3 separate regions of the Homo sapiens genome follow, and all the other regions are linked to region 1. Evidence: chromatin loops called from intact Hi-C (ENCODE). Cell type or tissue: endothelial cell of umbilical vein. All regions are shown on one strand. Each heading gives the region's core, and the rest is flanking DNA. Links, peaks and the distances in the headings are about the cores only.

The links. Peaks named below come from ENCODE experiments on the same cell type or tissue, not always from the same donor. Only the 100,000 strongest peaks of a DNase experiment are listed, where the experiment ranks them.
Region 2: a loop joins it to region 1, with 9 times the contacts of the local background. A loop is called at or near these places in 8 of 110 quality-filtered maps.
Region 3: it touches region 1 in a loop (4-fold over the local background); 3 of 110 quality-filtered maps call a loop at or near these places.

The regions. Positions count from the first base shown.
Region 1 is chr16:81,693,479-81,701,776 of GRCh38, reverse strand. CMIP (c-Maf inducing protein) reads right to left here. Exons shown (of 21, transcript NM_198390.3): 13 at 8,290-8,298; 14 at 5,110-5,217; 15 at 1,976-2,092; 16 at 1-117. Among named protein-coding and RNA genes, the nearest start is that of PLCG2, 82 kb to the left of the region's middle. In endothelial cell of umbilical vein, for the core only: a CTCF peak has its summit at 4,355 (motif pointing right); DNase peaks (open chromatin) are centred at 3,646, 4,346 and 6,256; H3K4me3 peaks cover 106 bases; H3K27ac peaks cover 3,665 bases.
Region 2 is chr16:81,361,784-81,370,081 of GRCh38, reverse strand. GAN (gigaxonin) reads right to left here. Exons shown (of 11, transcript NM_022041.4): 6 at 7,471-7,583; 7 at 6,139-6,288; 8 at 4,972-5,108; 9 at 4,604-4,732. Among named protein-coding and RNA genes, the nearest start is that of MIR4720, 19 kb to the left of the region's middle. In endothelial cell of umbilical vein, for the core only: a CTCF peak has its summit at 3,548 (motif pointing left); DNase peaks (open chromatin) are centred at 2,061 and 3,551; H3K27ac peaks cover 758 bases.
Region 3 is chr16:81,506,927-81,515,224 of GRCh38, reverse strand. All of the region lies in intron 1 of CMIP (c-Maf inducing protein), which reads right to left. Among named protein-coding and RNA genes, the nearest start is that of MIR7854, 23 kb to the left of the region's middle. RefSeq lists enhancers at 1,705-1,834, 1,542-2,372. In endothelial cell of umbilical vein, for the core only: no CTCF peak of the experiment used is centred there; DNase peaks (open chromatin) are centred at 1,924 and 3,734; H3K27ac peaks cover 3,868 bases.

The DNA.
Region 1 (8,298 bases), core at 1,641-6,640:
GTCACACAGCTGCTCGTACATGCGCTTCCCCACGTCTGTGCTCTCCAGGGTTGAGATGATCTGCAGTTGGGTGTCGTTGTTGTCGATGATGTTGTATTCCAGCATCAAGCACAGGATCTGTCCAGAACCGCAGGGGTGCATTACGGACCCGGCCTGCCACCCTAGCTCAGCACACTCTGTGCACCCCAAGGGCCTTGTTTTGAAAACCAGCAACCCCACTATCCCCTTTCTGCAGCCCCGGCTGTGTAAGCCTGGGCAAATCACCTGCCCAACTTCCTGCTTGTACAATGGTAGCACCAGTGACCACGCACTGAGGTTCTCCAGGTTCAAATGTCAATGGACATGGGAGTCTCCCAGGCATCTGCTTACCGTGCGGTGTCTGGACATGGGGCAGGCCCCCGGGGGATGTTTGCAGGCCCCTGAGCACTGGTGGAAAGGCCAGAAGTTAAGACACCTCTCTCTCCCCAGTTCCTTCCCCAGTGGCTGTCATGAAGTAGGTGCTCAAACTCACGGAATGGCTCAGAGCCCTGGGCCCATCTACCACACAGCTTCCTAGAGGGCCTCATGACTGCACATGTGGCTCTTCGGCCTGGGGGTCAACACGCCTGACAGCCCTGCCTCTGACATTCCCTTTCCAATGACGATTTTTTTTTTTTTTGAGATGAGGTCTTGCTATGTTGCCCAGGCTAGTTTCAACCTCCTGGGCTCAAGTGATCCTCCTACCTCAGCATCCCAAGTTGCTGGAACTACAGGTGCATGCCATGGTGCTCAGTTCTAGAACTTCTCACTCACCAAGGAGCAGGTCACTCAGCCCACGCTTCTCACAGCGCCTCTTGCCTGTCTCCTGTCTCCCTGCTCAGCCCTCCCCCATGGCCTCCGAATCCCTGTCACAGGACAGCCAAGATTAAATCCAAACTCCTTCCCAGCACCTCTAGGTACCCAGAAGGCTCTTCATGCCCATCCAGCCACATCCCAGACCTCTTGCCCCTTGGCTCCCTGTGTTCCAGCCACCCTGGCCTCCAGCAAGCCTCCGCCCGGGATGTCCCCACAGCCTGCTCAGCTCCCACCTTCCCGCTGCCTCTTCCCCAGGGCTCACATCTGCCCGAACTCTCATTTCCACGGGAGCTCCCATGGCTTTGCTGCGCCTGCCAACTCTTCGATGCTCTTCCCACTGAGGGGTGAAGTCTAGCTCCCACGGCTTTGACTGAGGGCCGGCCGCGGTGACTCACTGCCAGCAGGAGGATGTGGCAGAAGTGATGCCGCCTGCCTTCCAAGGGAGGCTAAGTTAAAAAGTGACATGGCTTCTGCCTTGGTTCCCTTGGGACAGTTGCTCTGGGAGTCTCAGGCTTCTGGGGACTTTGGGACAGTTGCTCTGGGAGTCTCAGGCTTCTGGGGACTTTGGAGCGTGCAGGGAGAGAGAGGAGCAGCAGCAGGTGAGGGGTGACCTGTGGGGCTGGGTGTGTGTGTTCTTGGCAGGTGGACAGGCTACCTGGAGGCCACGAGGTGAAGGGTGCGGCTGGGGAGCCCCAGCCGCCAAAGCCCTCATTGTCTGAGGCCTCTTAGGCCAATGCGAGAAGCCTTGGGGCTAACCCAACCTGGCCCCATCTGACTGATGAGGCCCCAGGTGAGAAGTGCGTAGCTGCGCCCAGGTACCCCAATGCCCATGTGCAAAAGAAATGAACGATCTTGTTTTAAAGCCCTCACTTAGAGGTGGTTTGTTACACAGCAATAAATGAGCAGAACAGAAGCGTCCCCAACCCCACTGATCAATGGATCAGCTGGATCACAACAGAAACAAATACACTGCATGATGAAGGCTCGAGGCTCCCACTAAGCTCAGGACGGCTGGGACTGCACGCCTCACCCACTGCCCCCCGTGCCTGCAGCAGCTCCTGGCTCCCAGCAGATGCTCTATCGGCACGGACAAGGGACGGGGAGCCAGCCACCCCACCAGGGACCCCGACCAGCTCCTTACCTCCACCATGGTCTGGTTCCCCCTCAGTGCCAGGAGCATGCAGGGACCCAGCTTGTTTTCTGCCAGGGAGAGCAGGAATTTTTTGGTCTTGTAACAGGAGCCCATGAGGATGTGCACCTGTGAGGCAAGAAGGCCCAGGTGAAGGGACAGAGACACCCAGTGCCAGCCTCCAGCGTGCTGGCAGGAAGTGAGCCCAAGAGCCGTTGAACAGACCTGCCTACACGCTGTCCAGACAGCCAGGTGTTCTAGGATCACCAGGCCCCAGGGGGATGCAAGAAACCCCTCCCTGGCACACGATCTAACCCAGATGAACCCTGAGGACACTATGTTGAGTGGAATAAGCCAGTCGCGAAAGTCACGTTCATGATCCCTCTTTTCATTCTGTCTTTTGCCTTTTAGTAGTACCTGATTTAACTATAAGCCCCAGCTCAGCAAGGGTATCTTTTGTATAAATCTATAATACTAAATGCAATAAAAGCTGACTAGAATGCAATTTAAGGTCTCTTGATTTAAACAAATGTAGCCCTTGCTATTTTTATTTTTTTTGAGATGGAGTCTCGCTCTATTGTCCAGGCTGGAGTGTGTAGTGGTGCGATCTTGGCTCACTGCAACCTCTGCCGCTTGGGTTCAAGCAATCCTCCCACCTCAGCCTCCCTAGTAAGCTAGGATTACAGGCATGCACCACCATACCTGGCTAATTTATTTCTATTTTTAGTAGAGATGGGGTTCACCATGTTGGCCAGGCTGGTCTTGAATTCCTGAACTCAAGTGGTCCACCCAACTCGGCTTCCCACAGTGCTGGGATTACAGGCGTGAGCCACTGTGCCCGGCCCTTGCTAGTTTTTTCAAGAATCTGTAATAGAATCTCTAAATATGTAATCTCCTGCCATTATAAAAGTTCTGATGTTTGAAACACTTATTACGTTGAAGTTTTAAGCAGAAGGAGACTCTGACTCCACTTACATGAGGTACCTGGATAGGGAAATTCAGAGACAGAAAGGAAAAGTGGCTGCCAGGGACTGAGGCCGGGAGGAAGGGGGAGTCAGTGTGTAATGGATGCTGAGTTTCAGTTTCGGAAGATAAGAACGTTCTGGAGATGAACGGTGGTGATGGTTGTGTTACAACATGAATGTCTTCAGTGTGACTGAACGGTGTGCTTACAGATGCACACTTTTATATGATGTGTATTTTACTGCCAAAAACAAAAAAGCCCCCTCCCCTGCTCCCCTCGGGAGTCTGCTGACAGTTGATCCTTTGAATTCCTGGCACCGCTGGAACCACGTAGAAACTTCTAGGCAGCCTTCGCACATGTATGGGGTAGGGGACGTGACGAAGCCCAGCCACCTCTGCCAAGCCCGCTGTGAGCTCGGAAGGGTGTTTTGGGAGACTGCCTGCGCCCCAGGAATCCAAGAATTGGCAAATCCTGCTTCCTCTTGGGTTATGTGTTGGGCGGTCTTTTGTTCTGGTGCATGGGCGATGGGGGCCCAAGGGCAGGGGTCCCCGGTCACCGGGGCTGGGGGGAGGCCTCGACACCCCATTGGCTTTCCTCCAACTTCACACAATGGCAAATGCCCTTGGCGGTGGAGAAAGCAGCCTCATCAAGGGGCCGGCTTCCAAGCCATGCATCTCCATGGCAACAACACACTTCCATCCAGCGGCTGCCTGCTTCCTTCCTTGTGTATATTTTTTCCGCTCCATCATGAACAGCTCTGGCATACAAATGCAATCTCTCGGGCTGGGAAGCCGCCAGCTCCCTGCGCTTTCTTGCACCGAATCCTCACATTGTAGGGTGGGGGCGGGGGCGGGGGGGCGCAGCTGAGCGTTGCTATGGTGAAGCTGTGACATCAGAGGAGAACCCGAGAGGTGACCGAGAGCGCGAGAGAGGTGGTGCAGGCTGGCAGGGGCAGGCATGTTCCTAGATGCGCAGGGCCCTGAGAGGCCTGGGGTGGCCGGCGAGGAGTGGCGAGGGAGTGCATGAGGCAAAGGGCCTAAAAATAAGCCCTTTTCAAGAAGCTCCCAGGGGCAGCGCCTCAATTTGTCATCGCTGCACAAACATCTCTGCTGAGTTCAGTGTGGACAGCCAAACCAGCCACCCAGCAGAGAGGAGAATCACCACCGGCGTCATTTCCGAGCAGCGACTGTGCCGGCCCGCCGGGCGCCGTGCATCTACTGTTGCATGCGATCGCTGCGGTAACCTCGAGAGGCCAATGCGAGGCTCCCGGACGAGGGGCTGAAGCTGGCAGAGGCAAGTTACCAGCCCAAGGTCAACAAGCTAGCTCCCAGCAGAGCTGCGACTGGAAGCCCAGTTTGAGTGTGGGAGCACCAGTGACCAGTAAATGGAGCTGGTTTTCTCAGCAAGTGGAGTCGGCGAGGCTGCTGGCCACTAGGGTGCAGCATCTGCCCTGGGGGAGGAAGAGTCTGTGGCCCTTTACTCCTGGAAGAAGCCATGTGTGCCTGGCCAAGGAAGGGCTTGGAAACAGAAGGCCTGTGGGACCCCAGGCACGCCACCGAACCTCTGTGGGCCTCTGTTTCAACAGAGGTGTAATTCAGCAACAAGGATGCAGTACAGATAAAAAAGGATAGTGCATATGAAGTGCCGGATACAGTGCCGGGCACAAAGAAAGTTATCATGGATGCAGCTATTGGTTTGGTGACCTCAGACCCCTCATGATAGTGGGAACAATCCCCCTGACCGCGACACCTCCTTGTAAGGATTAAACAAGCTGGTGGACCTGCAGTGCCTTCCAGAATCCCTGGTCCCGTTGGGCACTCAATTTCTTGTAGGAACATAACCATGGCAATGAACTGTGTGACCTTAGGCAGTAACGGCCCAGGCTTTAGCTGCCTTGGGTATAAAATGGGGCAATGACATGTGTCGTCTTCTCACTGTGCTGTGAGAGCTGAGTGCAACTGGGAAAGCCAAGTGCTTGGCTTGGAGCCTCAGATAAGAAATGAGTAAGTGACAGTCACGGTCACCATCACCACCACCACCACCACCACCTTCATGATCAGCACTGTGTTAGCCGGGAAACTCCGGGGCTGGCCCCAGGGGATGGGGGACGGCTGTTTTACTAGTCAGGCATGGCAAGCCCAGGGACCCCTGGAAGTCACCCCACTGGGGTCCCACTGCGTACCATGCTGGCGAACAGCTCCCCGTCATCGTCGCAGGCCACCCCTCCGGGGCTGTAGAGCTGGAACCAGCCATCTTTGCCGGCCCGCACGCTCAGCAGGCATGAGTGGACCTGCCAGACAAGGGAAGACACAAGTGTGAGCTGCATGCAGCCCCGGTGACAAGGGCGACCATGATCTGCACACATGAATGGGAAAGGCTCAGGCAAGTCCTGCAGTCAAGAAACCCGCTTAACTTTGTTTCCTCCAGCAACCCCCAGCCTTCCACCAAATGCCATGAAAGGTCTTTCGGGAAATACCGTGGCCCCCACACCCCAGGGGACTCTGGCTACTGGCTGTCAGCTGCACAGGAGGGAGGGCAGGCCCCGGCTTGATTGGCTGATCTGAATGAAGCGGGCCTGTGGCTGCAGCAGGTAGAGATGCCCAGAGCAACCGCCCACAATCAGCCCCTTTTCCCTTTCTCCTGCCCCCTTTCTCCTTCTGCTATGCCTTCCTCTGGGTGGGGCCATCTCCTGGGTCTCCGTTCTCTGTTTGGTTCTCTGTCCTCCTCTCTCTGTGTTTCTAACTCCTCTCCCGTGCTCTCTGCCCTCTTTCTCTAGAAACCTCTCCCTGCTGCCTCTCTGGGGTTCTGCTGCCCCCAGCACTGACTCTCCCTCTTGGGTGTGTGCCTTCTGCCCTCCCTTTCTTGACTTGTGCAGGCACCATCCTCCCCTCCAGGTATCTGCCCTGCTAATCTCTCTCTCTCTCTCTCTCTCCCCCTCTTTGGGACTCTGCCACCCTCTCTTGTTAGGTCTCATCCCCACTTCCTTCCCTGAGTCTTTGTCCCCCTCCACTGAAGGATCTGTCCGTGGCTGGGGGCAATTTCAGTGCCAAAAGCACAGCTCTCACATTCCTTCCCAGAGCTGTGTGTCTGTGTGGATGGGCCTGTTTGTGCATGTGAGCACACGTGTGTGTGTGTATGGGAGGAATTCCACATCCACTCTGGCCCCTGCTGTGATTACACAGAGAGAGAGGGAAGGAGGGAGAGGATGGAGAGCGGGGAGAGTGAGGGAGAGAGACAGAGCATGAGAGCAAGGGCGTGCAGGAAACACAAAGGACTTTTCCCCACCTCCTCCTGTCCTCCGAAGAAAGCTGAGAGAAGTTCCTCATCATTTCCTTTAGGAAAGGACGATTGGCTGCCAAGAATCTGTTACCCACAGATATTAAACTGATCACAACCCACACACGAGCACACAGAAAACAAAGGCAGTGGCTTTTATTTTTCCCTCTGAGCTGGAAGAATATCAAGGGTTCCCTTATCGACTTCAAAGCAATAAGGACTTAGGAGTGTTGAGATGCTATTCAACAAATATAGCAAATAATTTTAAAGGAAACAACTTTGGCTTCATTTAGGAAGGAGAAGGTAGAAGGGAAGGGAGAAAGAAGAGTGAGGAGGAAAAGGGAGAGAGAATCAGCAGAGAAAAGAAAGAGGCAAACAGGAGAACAAGGGCCTGGGTGTGGGACCTTGGCCAGGGGAGCTGGCTCCTTCCAGACCGGCAGGTCACTCGGGGCCTCATGCACATTTCCCTGGTTTGAGAATTACCCTCCCAGCAGCTGGCCCTGCCTCTCTACTCTGAGAAGCAGCTGATGCCACTTTTGTTCTCCCAGCGTCAAAGGCTGGGTTTGAATTAAGGCTCAGTTCCCAGGAGAATTCTGAGACGCTGTCTTCACAGGTGGCAAGGAAAGACTTAAGTTTAAGAAAAATGGAGACACTCACTGGTCCCTGACATTTAAAAGCACCATATCCACCGTTTCTCCTTTTTCCCTCCATGCCTGAGGAACACTTAGGGAAATCGGTGTTTAGAATTGCGGTGTTTTGGAACTAGAGTCTTCAAGATCCCTCCAGAACTCGGTTTTTCAGTGTGGCCTGGAGACCAGCCCCTCAGAACCACTTGGGATGCTTGTTCAAAACGCATCAAAACGCATATGCTTGGCTCCACCCAGGCCCCGTGAGCTGGAACCGGGAAGGGATGCGGCGGCAGGGGGGTCTGCCTTTTGAACAAGCTCCTCAGGTAATATAGTTTGAGAACAAGTACTCTAGAACTTCTGGAATTACAGCCTGATAAACTGTGGGTTCTGAGTCAGAGAGACCTGCCATGGTTGGACATGGCAAGACCTTGGTGTCCATGTGTCCTCAGATTCCTTCTCAAACACCATGCTCCACCCTCCAGACTAAGGTCCAGTTTGACCCATTTAGCTAAGTCCAGCCAGTTCAGTACCACCTTCTCCAGGAAGCCTCCTGGGGATGGCTCTATGGAGAGGAACTCCCCCTGTCCTCTGCTCATCCTTCCCCCTGTTCTGCCGGGAGCACGAGTCTAGGTCTGTCCTCAACTGGGAGTTAGGGCGCTACCACACCCAGAACTCATGCACACAGAGAAGCAGGCTGTGAGCATCTCAGAGCACAGCACACAGTGCAGTGAGATGGTTATCAGCACCAGGCTCGAATCTTGCCTCAGTCGTGGACCAGCCGCGCAACACTGGGAATACTATAGAAGACACTCACAGGGATGCTGTGAGGCATGAGAAAAGGAATGTGTGTGACCCGGGGCACAGCACCTCCTAAAAGACAGCTGCTGGTGCTGTTACTATCAGATGATGCGGGCCCAGGGCTACAGGCTGGCTTCCTTGCCTGCCTAGGTCCCTGCCCATGTGCACAGGCTCAGGGGCAGAAGGTGGAAGGCTGCCCTCTCCCTGGAAGCCCAGCTTTGGTGAGGGACACAGCAGCCCTTCAGGGAAACCCTTGGCCACCATGACCGGGAAATAAAAACCCAGCTCTGAATCCCAGCTCAGATTCCTTGCTCTGCCCAGTGATTCACATAATAGCAGAACCAGACAGGATCAAAATGCTGCCTCAGAGCTGGTTGAGAGCTGCCATGCCAGCCCAGCCCGAAATCAAGGCCTCGGCTGCGGGCAGAAACCACCAGCCAGTGGAAAACCACCCCCGGTGAGCCGGCGTTTACAGTAAAACACTGACATCACAGGCTGGGCTCTGCACCAGGCGGGGATGTGTTTATACACAGGCAATGGGTCTCTGAAAGCTGTTCTGAATGCCTGTTGGTGACAAGCTTCAGAAGGCCTCTAAGGGGCCCTCGTGCATCCTGCCATCCCCAGACAGCCGGCCTGAGATGCAGAAACAAAGGCCTCACCTCTTGCCT
Region 2 (8,298 bases), core at 1,124-6,123, 330 kb after region 1:
AAGCAAACTGCTTCTGGTGACCCTTGCAAATTGGTATGAAGAAAATACATTAGCTATGTCAACGGCTGCCATACTAAGGTTGGGAACTGTGCCTCATAAAGATACAACATTTGTGTGAGGATATTACGTCTGGGAAAGAATTTGGGATCAGTATGATCACCTGATTAAGTTTATGAAAACTTTCTCTGTGTGCATTAAAAAAGCAAAACATCGGCTGGGCGCGGTGGCTCATGCCTGTAATCCCAGCACTTTGGGAGGCCGAGGCGGGCAGATCAAGAGGTCAGGAGATCGAGACCACGGTGAAACCCTGCCTCTACTAAAAATTAGCTGGGCGCGGTGGCGGGCGCCTGTAGTCCCAGCTACTCAGGAGGCTGAGGCAGGAGAATGGTGTGAACCCGGCAGGTGGAGCTTGCAGTGAGCCGAGATCACGCCACTGCACTCCAGCCTGGGCAACAGAGTGAGACTCCGTCTCAAAAAAAAGCAAAAGATCTACCATGAGTAATGTAGAATTCTACCCAAAGAAGCTAGAAAAGAGTAAAAGAAACCCAAAGTAAAAGGAAAACCTAAAAACAAGCTACACAAACATTTTAAAATTGATAACATGTTTGAAATAAAAATTTTCCAAGATTTTCCGAGATCCACTTTACTTTTCTACTTTTTCTAGGTGAATTAAGTGGGGATGTGATAGGCATCACCTCTCCTGCATTTTCTACTCTTTCATGGTGGCATGGTTTTTGCAGATTCACCCAGGATGCAGTATTGTTTCTGGTTTTCTATTTTGGTAGGGAAGCAGAGCTCCGGGGACTTCCACTTAGCCCTTGTTGTCATGGTGGCTCCCAATCCATGTGTCAGAGAACCAGCATGGTGATTTTGCCAGTTGTCAAGTATGTCTATTCTAGTTATATATTCAGGAATCAAAAGAGGAAACTGACAGATCTCAACTTCAAAGAACAGTTAATTTAACTTATATACTGTAAAAAATTAAAGTAGAGGGGCATCTAGGCTAAGCGAATGCACGGAGGCAGTAAAACACAAGAGGATTTAAAAAGTGAGCTGGAGTATACGATATGTGAAAGAAAGATACTAAAAAAGGGTGAAACTTTTTCTTAACCTCAAATCATGGAGAACCCTGAGTAGGTGGCTAAGAACTATTACCTTTGTTTAGTAAGCAGTGGGAAACAGTCAAGAATTCTGAGAAGGGCAATCAAAAACTCTGAGCAAAAAGGTATGTGCCACTATGCCTGGCTGATTTTTGTCAGGTTCATCTTTCAAAACCACAAATAAGTAACTGCACTGGCAAGGCTGGCCAGAGGCTAATGACACTACACAGATGCAGGAATAACTGTGAGGGTAGCAGCGGGGCAGGGAAGGTGGGAAATGTGAAAAATGCTACCAAGATTTAAAAAAGGACCAGACCTGGCAACTGATGAGTTGCAAAGTACAAGACAGAATTCAAGATGATTCCCTTTTCTGAGACAGGGTCTTGCTCTGGCACTCAGGATGGAGTGTAGTGGCACGATCATGGTCTACTGCAGCTTCCACCACTTCCCAGGCTCAAGTGATCCTTCTGCCTCAGCCTTCCAAGTAGCTGGGACCACAGGCGTGGACTACCATGTTCAGCTCATTTTTGAATTTTTTCAAAATTCATAGAGACAAGGTCTCACTATGTTACTCAGGGTTGTCTTGAACTCCTGGGCTCAAGGGATCCTACCACCTGGGTCTCCCAGAGTTCTGGGATTATAGGTGTCAGCCACTGTGCCAGCCAAGATGACCCTTTTTTGAACATGGATGACTGGGAGGATAGTAGTGTTACTAACAGAATATGGACACAAGGAACAGAAATAGAGAAACCGTCATTCTGGGTATATGAAGCTGTTGCTCTGGCTTGGTAATACTTTATGGCAATTTCTTTGCTTTCCTTTCAAGCAGTTTTGCTTTTATTCAGAAAAACAGAAAAGAATAAGATATGGCTTTTTTCCCAGAAAGTTTTAACCTAAAAATAGGGAACAAAGACAGGAAAGACAAGAGATTACTTAAAAACAATCGACATGGTCTCCAATCAAATATGGACTGCTCATCCGGCAACTACAGTTTCCACACTATGCCAATATAACACATTTGCGTCTGATCTTTTAAGAAATAAACTACTCCTACATGTTATTTTGTTCTATCGATAGTTATAGGAAAGCCTATATTTTTAAGTCAATCTAGCGTGGTAGTTGAAAAGGTGGACTCTGGGGCCAGAACGCCTGAGTTCAGATCCCACCTCAGCTTCTTGCTCCTTGTGTGTCTGTGGGCACACCGCTCACCCTTTCCTCATATGGAAAATAGGAATAGTAACAGTACCTACATGCGCTTCAGAGTGCTGTTTTGAAGATTAAATACATGGCATTTGGTGTTATATGTGTGTTTAATGTTATCTAAACATGTTAGAATCTTATATTGGTAAGATAAATTAACAGCTTTCTTCATTCTATTTACAAACATCAGAGAGCTTAGAAATAAGGAACTGAATATACATTAATTTTATTTGGAAGTGCTCTTATTTATTTAGAGACAGGGTCTCGCTTTGTTGCCCAGGCTGGAGTGCAGTGACACAATCTCGGCTCACTGCACACTCCACCTCCTGGGTTCAACCAATTCTCATGCCTCAGCCTTCTGAGCAGCCAGGACTACAGACACGTGCCACTATGCCTGGCTAATTTTTTTTTTTGTACTTTTAGTAGAGACAGGGTTTCACCATGTTGGCCGGGCTGGTTTTGAACTCCTGGCCTCAAGTGATCTGCCCGCGTCGGCCTCCCAAAGTGTTGGGATTATAGCCTGGAGCCAGTGCACCTGGCGAGAAGTGCTTTTAAACAGCAAAGAAGGAACCACAGTCTTACGTTTAATTATTATGAACTTAAAGCAAGTGATAGTTATATTAAAAGCTTATCCAGTACAAATATGTAACAACCTGATAGGCCAGGTGCGGTGGCTCATGCCTGTAATCCCAGCACTTTGAGAGGCTGAGGCGGGCGGATCATTAAGTCAGGAGTTCGAGACCAACCTGGAAAACATAGTGAAACCCTGCCTCTACTAAAAATACAAAAATTAGCCAGGCATGGTGGCATGCGCCTGTAGTCCCAGCTACTTGGGAGGCCGAGGTGGAAGAATCGCTTGAACCCGGGAGGCAGATGGTGCAGTAAGCCGAGATCACGCCACTGCACTCTAGCCCGGGCGACAGAGCGAGACTGTCTCCAAAAAAGAAAGAAAGAAAAAAAAAGACTTCATCCCTTGGGCAATCAGCCCTCCCAGTCATGTATCAAGGAAGGAAAAATGTAGAGAAGTCTGAAAATCTGCCCCTACCACAGCAAGTATTCTCTAAACTGCTCTCTAATAAATTTTCCTAAGATAGTCTATTCCTGTAATTGAAAAAAAAGGCTATGCAAATACCCTAAATTTAAAATACATGTTAGGCAGCATTTACATGCATTTGCAGCATCTTTGTAACTGCTCACTGCGTGCCCTCATCTAAAACAGCATGAAATTAAACATTATGTTATGGCACCCTCTTCTGGTAGCACGACTGAACTACTCTAATAAAATTACGTTTAGCACAGCAATTTCCCCTTAGGATTTAAACATATTACTGCAATAAGAATACTGCTCAGTGGTTACAACAATAAAATGTGTGAGGAAAGAGAGAAGACATCGAGAAGGATGTTATCTACCCTACAAGACATACGTGGCACTTGTCAGAGGTTTTAAGAATCTCAGAAATCAAGCCTCAGCCACTTAATCAACATTTTACTAAGCATCTGATACAGACAGGTAGGATGCTGGAAGCCAGGATACAGAGCTGACGAAGGTGGACCTTGCCCTGAAGTTGCTTGCAGTTAACAGCTACAACCCCAGAGACTTGTCTGGAGGGCATGGAATCATAGATGAAGGGATAAAAAATCAGACTAGGAGGCATGAGAAGGCTTTCTCTAGGTTTTGATAACTAAGCAGTTTTGAAAAAGGCCAAGCTAACTGGATGGACAGCGGGAAGGGAGCTTTTAGGCAAGTAGCAGCAATACGAACAGAGCTGAGACAACCACACATGTTTGCAGGGGAAAGTGGCTCGGTATAAAGTATCTGGGTCAGTAGCAGAAAAAGCAAAGGCCATATCACAAAAGGCTATATATGCTAAGTTAAGGAGTTTATTTATTTTTCTTTGGAGAACAGGGTCTTGTTATGTGGCCCAGGCAAATCTCTAACTCCTGGGCTCAAGCAATCTTCAGTTTCTACCTCCCTAAATGTTGAGACTACAGGTGTGAGCCACCATGCCCAACAAGTTAAGGAGTTTTAAACTTTTTCCTAAAAGCTATAGGGAGCCAATAAATGATTTTAAGCAACTAAGCGTCAAGATCTCATCTACATATTAGAGATATTTTCTATTTGCAGACATTTTAAGTTACTAGCACTTGTGAAGTCACTGAATAAATATCTAGTATGCATGAGACGTTATCTCCTAAATCCATAATTTAATAAAGTGACTGAAAACAAAACTAAACAAAGCTAAAATACGACTGAAAGCACAAAGAAAAAGTTGCAGTAGCTATGTGAAACCATTCTTAGTTACCTTTTAAACTCATCATGGTAGAACTCGGACTTGCAAGTTACCATCTCGCTACCCTGGGCGTCCTCACGACTTCGGACTCCCCCAAACACATACAGCTCCATAGCAACTCCACAGGCCACCGCTCCAAACCTGAAAGGCCACACACAGCGTTATCAGGCACAAGCTGTACAATGCGAGATCTCACTCCCGCGTTCCTCTTATGCTGGTTTAACTCTGCAGCATTACTACGTGGGCCTTCCTTTCTCAGGAAATGCCAAGTCAAAGAAAAGGTTACTCTGAAAGAAAAGAACAAAAGCCAGGCAGGGTAAGGGGCTCCAGACCCAGTGAACAGCAAGGGAATCTACAAAGTCCACCCCACAGCCACGTACCTCCTCTCTTTTAGTGGACATATGGCAGTCCACTGCTGGGTCCTGGGATCATAACACTCTACAGACTCAAAAAGCTTTCCGTAGGAGCCTCCACCCATGGCGTAGATTTTCTTTTTCATAGCTGCATAGCAGCCGATCTGAAAGCAGAGAACAATGGTGGGGGAGAGGCAACATTTCTCATTCAGGTCAGGTGAACAGATATTAAACTGTCTGGGCCATACTTAAAGAGATTTAGGAAGGGGTTTGATTTCTAACCGTAAAACGATGGTGCTTTTCAGTATTACAACACCGGACTTTAAAATGAGAAGAGCAAAGTAAGACACATATTCTTAATCTTCAGAAAAGGAGCTCTTACTCCAACTGATACTATTTCACTAACTGAAAGAAGTTCAAAAGCCTCATTTTTATTTATTTATTTATTAGAGACAGGGTCTCGTTCAGTTGCCTTGGCTGGAGTGCAGTGGTGCCATCATAGTTCACTGCAGCTTCAAACTCCTGGGCTCAACAGATCCTTCCGCCTCAGCCTCCTGGGTAGCTGGGACTACAGGTGCACAGCACTGTGCCCGGCTAACTTTATTTAAAACTTTTTTGTAGAGATGGGGGATCGCTTCAGCCTAAGAGTTCAAGACCAGCCGGGGCAACATAGTGAAACCCTATCTCTACTTAAAAAAACAAAAATTAGCTGGGTGTGGTGGTGCACACCTGTAGTCCCAGCTATTCAGTAGGCTGAGGTGGGAGGATTGCTTGAGGCAGAAAGAGGTTGCAGTGAGCCAAGATGGCGCCACCGCACTCTAATCTGGGCAACAGAGTAAGACCCTCTCTCAACAACAAAAGGAAAGAGAGAGAGAGAGTAAGAGAGGGAAAGACAGAAAGAAAATAGGTTGGGAAGATGTGGCTGCTGCACCATTTGCACACTCAAATGTGGAGCTTGACACACAGCGGTGCTGCACAGGGCCCACAAGCAGGATAAACTCTCACACACGCTCACTTTCCTATCTTGGTGTGTGGCTGATGACAGTGAAGGCAAACTACCGATAAAGAGAGTTCTATAAAGTTAATTCTTTTAACACCATCAGTTATATTAAAGGTTTATTCAGGATATGAAGACACATTAAGTTTAAAATCCAATGTGTACACAGACTAGTTATCACAAAATGCAGTCCTCACCTTTCTGACCATGGTCAAATCAGGTTGCTTTGTCCAGGTTTTAGAATAAATATCGTAACACTCCATGGAAATCAGCTCCTTTTCACCATCCTCTCCTCCCAAAATGTACAGCATCCCATCTATCTCCACAATTCCGAAGTTATGTCTTGCCTGAAATTACATTAGCGATCCCTGAACACACAAGGCCAATGATCATATTGAAAGCTGATATTCATACACTTAATAAAAATTAGAGAAACATAAAGATGGCAAAAATAGACAATGGGGACTCCTAGAGCAAGGAGACAGGGAGAGGAGCAAGGGCTGAAACACTAACTATTGGGTACGACGCTTGGTACCTGGGAGACTGGATTAATCTTACTGCAAACCTCAGCATTATGCAATATACACACATAACAAACCTGCACATGTATCCCCGAGTCTAAAATAAAAGTTGAAACTATTTTTAAAAATTAGAGAAATCTTTTTTCCCAGTGTTCCAGCATGGAAGTACCACGTTCAAAACCATTTCTCCGGTAATGCTTCTTAAAGATTTCTGGCTTCCCTAACAGCCCACTCTTCCAGCACAACAGCCAGAGAGGCCAAAGCCACTTCTCAAAACAAACTTAAGAAATACATGGTGAGTTCATCAGAAAATCCTCACTTTTTAACCCATAATAGCTCACAACAAGAAAATGAACTGTTACCTCTGGTTCAATACAATTATTTTTGCATAACAAAGGGCAGTGTTTTCAAGTTGACGTGGGAAAGGCTAGTATAAACTATGGCAGAAAGGGCTGTGGAGGACAGGGTCAGGCCAAGGCTATTTGGGATCATAGAAGCCCTAGGTGTTTCATGTCCGTTTGTCAATGAATATTTATGTAGTAAACCCTACGTGCCAAGCACGATTCTAGTGCTGAAAATGAAATACTGACCAGAACACATGTAATTCTCTGCCATCAAAGAGCTTATGTGAAAAACTTTAAATGCCTGGTCCGTGAGATGGTGAGACGTCGTACGAAGACGGGGACAGGAAAGCTAAGAGGCAGGAGGGAGGCCCGCTGAGAAGGTGCTGCGAGGAGGGGGCAGGCCACGCTGGCATCTGCACAGGGCAGGATAAATGTGAAGGCTGGGGTGAGGGCATTCCTGGAAGATTTCAGAAACTCATGGAGGCCAGAAGGAGTGAGGGCCAGGAAGGGGAGGAGAGCCGGGCACTAGAAGGAGAGGTTGGAGCGAATGAGGCAGGTGGCTTGACAAGGCTGCCGTTTCTTCCCTGAACTCAGACACAAAACAAACAGAAGCGCTAAGGGGAAAGAGAAACACATCAAACAAACCAACCAACTAGTGTTTTACCTCGTTCATAGGTGGCAATGCTGTCCATGTATTTGCATCTGGATCATACTTTTCTCCTGAGCTAAGAGTCTGCTTATTTTCATCTTGGCCCCCGAATACAAACAAAAATCCTTCTGCAAAGATCAAAGGAAACACAAATATGAAATGTGAGTCTTCAACACCCATAAACGCCACAGCATATATAGAAACAGCATCTGAAGAAACTCTCTGATGACAACAATGTTCTCTTTGGATTCAGGGCTTTTATCACATCCCATTGGATCCTTGGTGATGGAGCCAAACCATCACTTTGACCATTTTGCTTTACTCATTACTGTCTTTGAGGGGATTTCCACCACCCTACAATGAAAAAGGAAGCCTGGCGTCACCCGCTCAGTCACCAGGCAACTCTGGGCCATCTCAATTCATCTCTTCTGTTCCCTCTCAGCCTCTGGGATTCTCATACAACTTTTGCACCGCAGCGCACATCTGTTCATTCTAGACCCCAGGAATACCCAGATCTGAGGCATCCGTGTGCACTTTCTATTCAAAACAGGATCTAAGAGCAACTGAACTTCCGATTTCATGTAATGGCGTATTAGGTTATTCTTCTGCAAAAAACAATTTGCTGGATAAAACATTTAAAAAATAATCTTAGCCGGGTGGTGGTGGCTCAGCACTTTTGGAAGCCAAGCTACAAGGACTGCTTGAGCCCAGGAGGTTCATAGGAGGCAACACAGCAAGACTTCATCTCTACAAAAAATAATGAAATTAGCCGGGCATTGTGGTATTTGTCTATAGTCTCAACTACTCAGGAGGCTGAAATGGGAGGATCGCTTGAGCCCAGGA
Region 3 (8,298 bases), core at 1,060-6,059, 190 kb after region 1:
AGCCCTAGAGCCCAGAATAAAGCACAGCCCCCAGTAGGTTTCTCTCTGCTGGAGTCATGCTTCTAGTTTAACTGGGAGAAGACGGTCTGGCACAGGGAAAAGGCTGAGAGCTTTGGGACAGGGCACTCCTGCCAGGACAGGCCACGTGGCCATGGGTCACCTCCTGGCCTCAGTCTCCAGCTCTGGAAAATGGGAAGGATATGACCTTCCTCCAGGGCTGTTGGGCCTGGCACACAGCAGGCCCTCGAACAACGATGCTCAGGGGAGTGTTCATCGCATTTTCTGTTACTGGACCCCAGCGCCCCACTTGGTCTGTGGTAGCTCCTCTGAAAGATGTTAGTATGAGCAACAGCTAGAGCCACCATGGCGCACACTGGCACGGCACACACACAGGCCAGGCAGCAGCCTAAGGATTGTGTATTAAGTCACTTAATCTTCACAACCACCCTGGGAAGCAGGAAATACTGTTTCCTCCACTTTACAGATAAGGAGACTGAGGCACAGAGAAGTCTGGAAACAAACCCACGGGGACCCAGGTTATAAGGGGTGAAGCCATGACCTTCTCCTGGGCTCTCAGGCTCCAGAGCCACCGCGATTGACCGCAACACTAGATCTACCAGGGGTGCCCATGCGGTGCTGAGAGCCACGCTAAAGTCTTAATTAATAGGCTGTCCCATCTAATTCTCACAGTACACCCATTTTGCAGATGAAGAATGGAGGCTCAGTGAGCGCAAACCACTTGTCTAAGGTCATGGACTAATGAGTAGCCAGCTGGGTTGGAACCTGGATGGTCTCGTCACACTCCTGACCACTGCACCCCAAGTTAGCCTCGTTCCTAAGGTCAAACTGGGCTGCCTCTTCCTCCCTCCTCATGCCACTTCTGGAAGCTTCCCTCACCCTGATCCTCTGGAGGTGGCCACACGCCCCCACAAAGGGGAAGCTTTCTCAGCCACCCTCCTCCTCCCTGCCTGCCCCACCCCTCCAACTGCATGGGCTGGGACACCTACCCTCTTCACCACAAAACCAGATGCAAATCCATTCCTCAAATAGACTGGAAGTGTCACCGGATTCTAGTCTCTTCTATAGTAAATACATGAAGTCAGTCTCCATAAACAAATGCATTATTTTAGGGATGAAGATTCACTGGACATCAACAAAGCTGGCGGCGTTTTTGTTTTGTTTTGTTTTTGTTGTTTTTCTTTTAAACTAGCAGCAGCAACCACAACGGAAACCCCATGGTCTGTTTTGGGGTCAAAACACAAAGCCTTCCTCTAGCCCCAGGATTGCACTGGGCAGTGGGGGCAAGAATGCCCCACCTAGGCTGAGGGAAGCGCAGCAAATATGGTTTGGGCAAAGACAACAGGGCAAAGGTTGCAAGTCAGTGGAATGAAAGCCAGCCCAGAGGATCCGAGAGCTGGAATCTTAAATATTCACACCAGGAAGTAATGGCACTAAGTCTGGAGCCAGCTAGGGCCATGCCTGTGTCCCTTGCAAAACGGCTTGGCCTGGAAACAGGAGGCAGCTCCACTCTGGGAATTGACCCATCTGACCCTTGCCCCATTGCCTAGACCCACGGGTCTGCACAGCAGCCAGGCCAGAACGGACCGGGGGGTTCCCAAGTCAGCACCCTCAGCACAAGCTGGAGGTACAATCCCAGCTCCACGCCGGCTCAGCCCCAGGAAGGTGTCCCCGACACGGCAGAGAAACAAAGGCCAGCTCTATTTGCAAACTGGCCTCCTGGAGAATCCCGGGGTGGAAAGGAGCCCACTCCAGCCAGGTGGTATGGCAGATCAGCTTGCAGTCCTGTCATTCACTCAACAGCCGTTTCCGGAACACCTACTATGCGTGGGGCCCAGGCCAGCCGCGCTGGCTGTCTCCTCAACTCCAGCCTCTTGCTGGGACCTTGGCAACCAGGCCCAAGAGAAAGGCGGCTCCTCTGAATAGCCTGCTGGCAGGAAGCCCCACACTCTGGGTCTGGTGAGCAGCAACGGATGCAGGCAGGCCCCGCTCTACGAAAACTCGATCTAGGGGGAGAATCTTCCAACCTACCAAGAAGAGGAAAGAACTCAGAGGTTTACCAGAGGGCAAGGGATCAAAATCAAAACTCAAAAGCTCCCACCAGCCAAAAATGGGCCAACCGGAGCATCCAAAAGAATAGTAACTGCAAGGAATTGAAATTCATCAAATAAGCCGGACATGGTGGCTCACGCCTGTAATCCCAGCACTTTGGGACGCTGAGGAGGGCGGATTGCTTGAGACCAAGAGTTTGAGACCAGCTTGGGCAACATGGAGAAACCCCATTTCTACTAAAAATGCAAAAATTAGCTGGGTGTGGTGGTGCGTGCCTGTAATCCCAGCTACTTGGGAGGCTGAGGCAGGAGAATTGCTTGAACCCAGGAAGCAGAGGTTGCAGTGAGCTGAGATCATGCCACTGCACTCCAGCCTGGGTGACAGAGTAAGACTCTGTCTCAAAAAAAATTATTATTTTAATTATAATTATTTTGTGGCCAATTAATTTTATTAATAAAAAAGAAATTCATCAAATATAAATTTAAATCCATGAATTCATGTTGATATTTAAAAAAAAACCTTTGGAAGATGCTACAAAATCAGTTTATTACTCTAAACTTGATACAAAGGGGAAGAGTGAAGCATTTCTGCTGCCTTTCCTGTACACACTAAACATTGCAACAACCATGTAGCTGATGAAGTGAAGCCCTTCTTCGGATGATCCCATCTGACAAATGAGGAAGGAAAGGTAGAGCTAAAACACCTGCCCTTTGCAATCTCTAATGAAATAATGCACCTGAGCAGTGATTGCTGGTGCCCACTGGAACATGAGCAGGAAAGGTGATGGGGGTGGTGATGGATAGATCAGGCAGCCAGCACCAGAACCTGCCCATCAACCACAGCAAGAAAGACCCCCACCAAGGCATGAGGGACCCTGGAGTGAGGCAACTGGAAGTGCACAGAAACACCTACCTAGAGAGGAATCATGCCGAAAATTTTAATCCAAATCAACCAAATCTCTAGATCAGTGCTCTCCAATAGAAATACAATGCAAGCCACATGTTTAAAACTAAATATTCTAGTAGCCACATTTTAAAAAAGTAAAACAGGTGAAATCAATGTTAATAATATATTTTAACCCAATATATCAAATATATTATCACTTCAACATATAATCAATACAAAAAATGAGTAGTGAGATACTGTATATTTTTTTTCATACTAAGTCTTCAAAATCCAGTGTGCGTTTTACACTTAGAGCACATCTCAATGAGGACCTCATTTCAAGTGCTCAGCGACCATGTGTGGCTGGTGGCCGTGGTATTGGACAGCACAGGTCTAAAACTAACTAGAGGCCAGGTGCAGTGGCTCACACGTGTAATCCTAGCACTTTGAGAGGTAGAGGTGGGCAGATCACTTGAGCCCAGGAGTTCGAGACCAGCCTGGGCAACATGGTGAAACGCCATCTCTACAAAACATACAAAAAATTAGGCAGGCGTGGTGGTGCACACCTGTAGTCCCAGCTACCAGGAAGGCTGAGGTGGGAGGATCATCTGAGCCTGGGAAGTTGAAGCTGCAGTGAGCCACGATCATGCAACTGTACTCCAGCCTGAGCAACAGAGTGAGACCTTGTGTAAAAACAAACTAGGAATTCACAAGGTATGCAGGAAATCTACAGGAAATACAGGGAACAGAGGAATGTGTTAAATGACACCATGAGGAAGCAATCAGCAAAACTCAGAATATGGAAAATTCTACAGGGCAGATGACTAACTTAAAGAGATTGTAAAACCTTCAGTAAGCAAATACAGGGTGTAGACCACGTCCGGAATCTTAAATGAGCAAACCAATAGTAAAAATCATGAATGAAATAACTAGGGAAATGTGAACATTGGACATTTGATATCAAGGAATTATTGTTAGTTTCTTAGGCATGAGGATGGTATTACATTTATATCTATTTGTTAAAAGATACTTTATTTTTTAGAGATTCCTATTTAAGTCATTTCTGATGAACTAACAGCATGTCAGGGATTTGCATCTAAACAGTGGCTGGGAGAGAGGGAAGCATACAGAGGCAGCTACACCCCAAGACTCATCATAAGCTGGGAACTGTTGAAGCAGATGATGAGTACATGGGGGTTCATTTTACTCCCCCATGCTCTCAGTATATGTTTTAAAATTTCCCAAAGTTAGGCTGGCAGCTGTGGCCCAAGCCTGTAATCCCAGCACTATGGGAGGCCGAATCAGGTGGATCACCTGAGGTCAGGAGTTCAAGACCAGACTGACCAATATGGTGAAACCCCATCTCTACTAAAAATATAAAAGTTAGGTGGGCAAGGTGGCATGCACCTGTAGTCCCAGCTACTCAGGAGGCTAAGGCAGGAGAATTGCTTGAACCTGGGAGGTGGAGGTTGCAGTGAGCTGAGATCTCACCACTGCACTCCAGCCTGGGCGACAGAACAAGACTCTATCTCACCAAAAAAACAAAACAAAACAAAATAAAGGTTTGTGATTTGTGATTTTTTTTGTTTTAATGAAGGAAAAAAAAACATTGGTCTTGGACTGGTCCATCACAGTATCTGAGAAAGGTGGTAGTGAAGTGTAATTTTGAAAAGACCTGGAATCGCACCTCCAGGACTTAAATCCTGGCTTTGTGCCTGGCTGGTTGTGTGACTTTGTGCATGTCCCTTTGCTTGCTAAACCTCAGTTTACTCACCTCCTAAACAGGGCTACTAACAATAGTGTTTCCTCAGAAGACTGTCAAAGGATTAAACTAATCCAAACCAAGTGCTTAGCTGAGAGCACATAATAATGTTAGGTGGTAATAACACTACCATTATTGACATTGTCATCATTATTATTAGCAAAAACATCAGTGATGAAGTGATGAGGGCGGCCATCATGGTCCCACTTGGGCGACTCACACCCAGGGAAACAAGGGCCCTGACACCTGCTCCGTGGAGCTCCTGGGCAGCTGTGAGGAGCGAGCACCCCCTCGTCCCCGATCAGACCTTGAGAACTATAACACAAAGAGGGTGGCAGCCCCGCAGCAGGATGCTGACGTCACTGTCGTCAATACCTTGATAGAGGCCCAAGAGACAAAGTCACAGCCAAAGTGAGCAGAGCTTTTGCCAAACGCCCCATTAAAGATACAGGAAAAGCATCCTCATCTAAAATCCTGATGGAAATTGATCAGAAAATGAGGTTCAATTTGCCAGCCAGGTCTGATTCAGGCATACTTCCTTTGGGGCAGGACTTCTCCGTGAGGGCAGGATGTCCGGAGCTCCTGACAAAGGGGCCCCCAGCCAATCACTGCATCAGATCCATCACACTTCCATGCTCCTGCCCACCAGGAAACTCACCTGTTCTCTCCTCCCTGGTTAAGGGAGACAGGAAGACAGCAAGCTGAGGGGTCTGGGTCCCAGTTAAGACCCAGCCCCAAGGATGTGCAGCTGGGGCAGGTAGGCCTCAAGAGACATCTGTTCAGACCATGCCCTTGGGTTATCCAGGCAGCATTCCTGAAACCAGGGTTGGAGCCCTGACCCCAACCCTAGGGTAGGGCTCTGCTTAGGGCCGCCCTGGCTCGACCTGCTCAGGATGACCAGAGGGAGGCGGACAGAGTGGGCGGAAGGGAAAGACAGCCAGACTATGACCCCCGAGTACCTGCACATCAGGCACCAACATGAAAGTCATTCCCATTTTTAGAGCTAAAAAACCAGAAGCTCAGAGAGGTGCCAGAGGCAGTGCACGCAGGAAGGAGGCAGCCCCAATGTCAAACCCAAGTGCCTATCTCCAAAGCCAAACTCCCACCAATGTGTTATGCCGAGCTAGGTGACAGGAAGCAAGCCCCCAGACACACACACAGGCAGGGAACTGTGCAGGCTGAGGGCACATCAGCATCATTCCGGTGGGCTCTCCAGCTGGGTGGTCCTGCCCATGCCACATCTCTCTGCACCTGCTTGCGCATCTATAGGATGGAGCTAAAGAGAGCCCTGTGGGGCAATGACAGCTGAGGACACAGGAGGTCTGCCACACGGGGAGCACACGGTGTTGGTGACACCTGCAGACACCTGAATGAATCTGTTCTTCATGAGGACCTGCTGGCACTTTTTCTCTCTGAAGAGTAGATCTTTATTTGAAAAAAATAAAATGAATGATTCCCTTCCCATCATAAAAGCTGCTGCTCTTAAGGCTAAGGGAAAGGGAACCTGAATTGTATTCAAGAGTTCATTCCTGGAGTAGGGGAGACTCCACGCTGAGCAAAGGAATGGCAGGCAAGGCCAAGGGAGAACCACTCCAGACATGACACTTGCTCTCCTAAGTACTTCCCAACCCCAGTGCACAGTTGACAAAAGCATACATCAGAAGGGGCCCTGAGACACCATGAGGATCCCCATCCTGGGGCCTACGTGGGTCCCTCAGGCATGATCAGATCATTCTGCACACCATCCCAGGCCTGCAGGAGCTGTCCTGAGATCTGTCTCACGGAGCACCCTCTCAGACTGATGGAGAGTGCTGAAACTCCCAATGCAGTCTGTAAATACCTATCAATATTCCAGAGGTGCATAACCTTTGACTCAGACATTTCATTTCTAGGAATTTTTCCCAGAGACATTTTTGCATTTGTCTCAAAGATATATATACATGGATAATCACATGGCATTGCTTGAAAGAGTAAAAGGCTGCAAAAACAGCCATCAGTAAGAAAATGACCAAATAGAGCTATGGAGTAGAATGCTCTGTAACCACAAAAAGAGAACAGGGAAGCTGTCCTGATATGCAACCATTCCTCACTATTGTTTAGTGAGAAAATATTACAGGAAAATGTGCACAGGATTCTATCATTCGTTTAAACAAACCAAATTTGTACGTATTTGCGTCTATGTACCTAATTATGTCCACAAAGGAGATGATCAGAAACCAGGGATGCTGTGGCCTCTGGGGAGGAGATAAGCCAGCCGGGCCACAGGGCAAGAGGGACTTTTCACCACATTTCCTTATAGATTTCCTGAGCTGTGCATCATATGAAAGTCCTATCTATTCAAAAATAAATGCACACATTTAATATTTCAAAATAATATAAAGTAGAGGATGTAGCACTCACTTTGTCTCTAGAACAAGGTTGGGGGAGGAATGCTCCTGCTTTGTTCCTCTCTGTTCAATCATCTCTGATTCCTCCGTTAAGCATGGGTGGATAGGTTGGCATTGCCCAAGTGGGCTCTACTAAAAGCCTGGGAAAACCAAATGGGAAATAAACCAAGAAAGGCAAAAATCACCGGATCAGTCCAGCTCCAGCAGGCTGGGCCAGTGTCCCAGGCAGCAATGGGACTCACACCCCAGTACTACTGAGTGCTACCCTCACAGCCCTTCCCCAGAACCCAGTCCTCTTGTTCCCCCAAGAACCCCAAATATAAAGCAGGGCAAACGCAAAGTGATCTGCGGCCACCCCAACCAGGAGATTCCACTCAGGTCTCCTGGTTAATCTTAATGAGCCTTGTGAATTTGCATTCCACTCCACATCTGTGCACACTTTAACAGCAAAATAATATCTCCAATGACTCCTGAATTAAATGGTTTCACCTTTTCTCCCTTCACCAAATTGTCTAAAGTGGATGTTCCCACAAAGGGGAGCCATGTTTTACATTACGCACCAATTAAACGACTTAACCTTTCCACCCCTCAAGGAAAATGCTCATTCCAAGAAGATGAGCCATGTTCTAAATTATATATTAGTTAAATTACTTAATCTTTTCCCTCTGAATCCACAAGTCAAGTGGACACACATAGAGGACACACCCAATTTAGCCTATGGTTTCTCAAACTCCTGACACCCTCACAGGCTGCACATATCCCAGTTTGAGAAACGTAGTTTTAGGCTTATCTTTAGCAGCTGCAGAGGGAGGGTACCCAAGACCCCCAGAAAGCCAAGGCTGGGCAGATGATCTTCCTTTCTTTTTTAAGACAGAGTCTAGCTCTGTCACCCAGGCTGGAGTGCAGTGGCACAATCGGCTCACTGCAAGCTCCGCCTCCTGGGTTCACGCCATTCTCCTGCCTCAGCCTCCTGAGTAGCTGGGACTACAGGCGCCCGCCACCACGCCCAGCTAATTTTTTTGTATTTTTTTTAGTACAGATGAGGTTTCACCATGTTAGCCAGGATGGTCTCGATCTCCTGACCTCGTGATCCACCTACCTCGGCCTCCCAAAGTGTTAGGATTACAGGCGTGAGCCACTGTGCCCGGCCGATGATCTTTCTTTAGAGGACATTCAGGAACAAGGCTTTGAGCC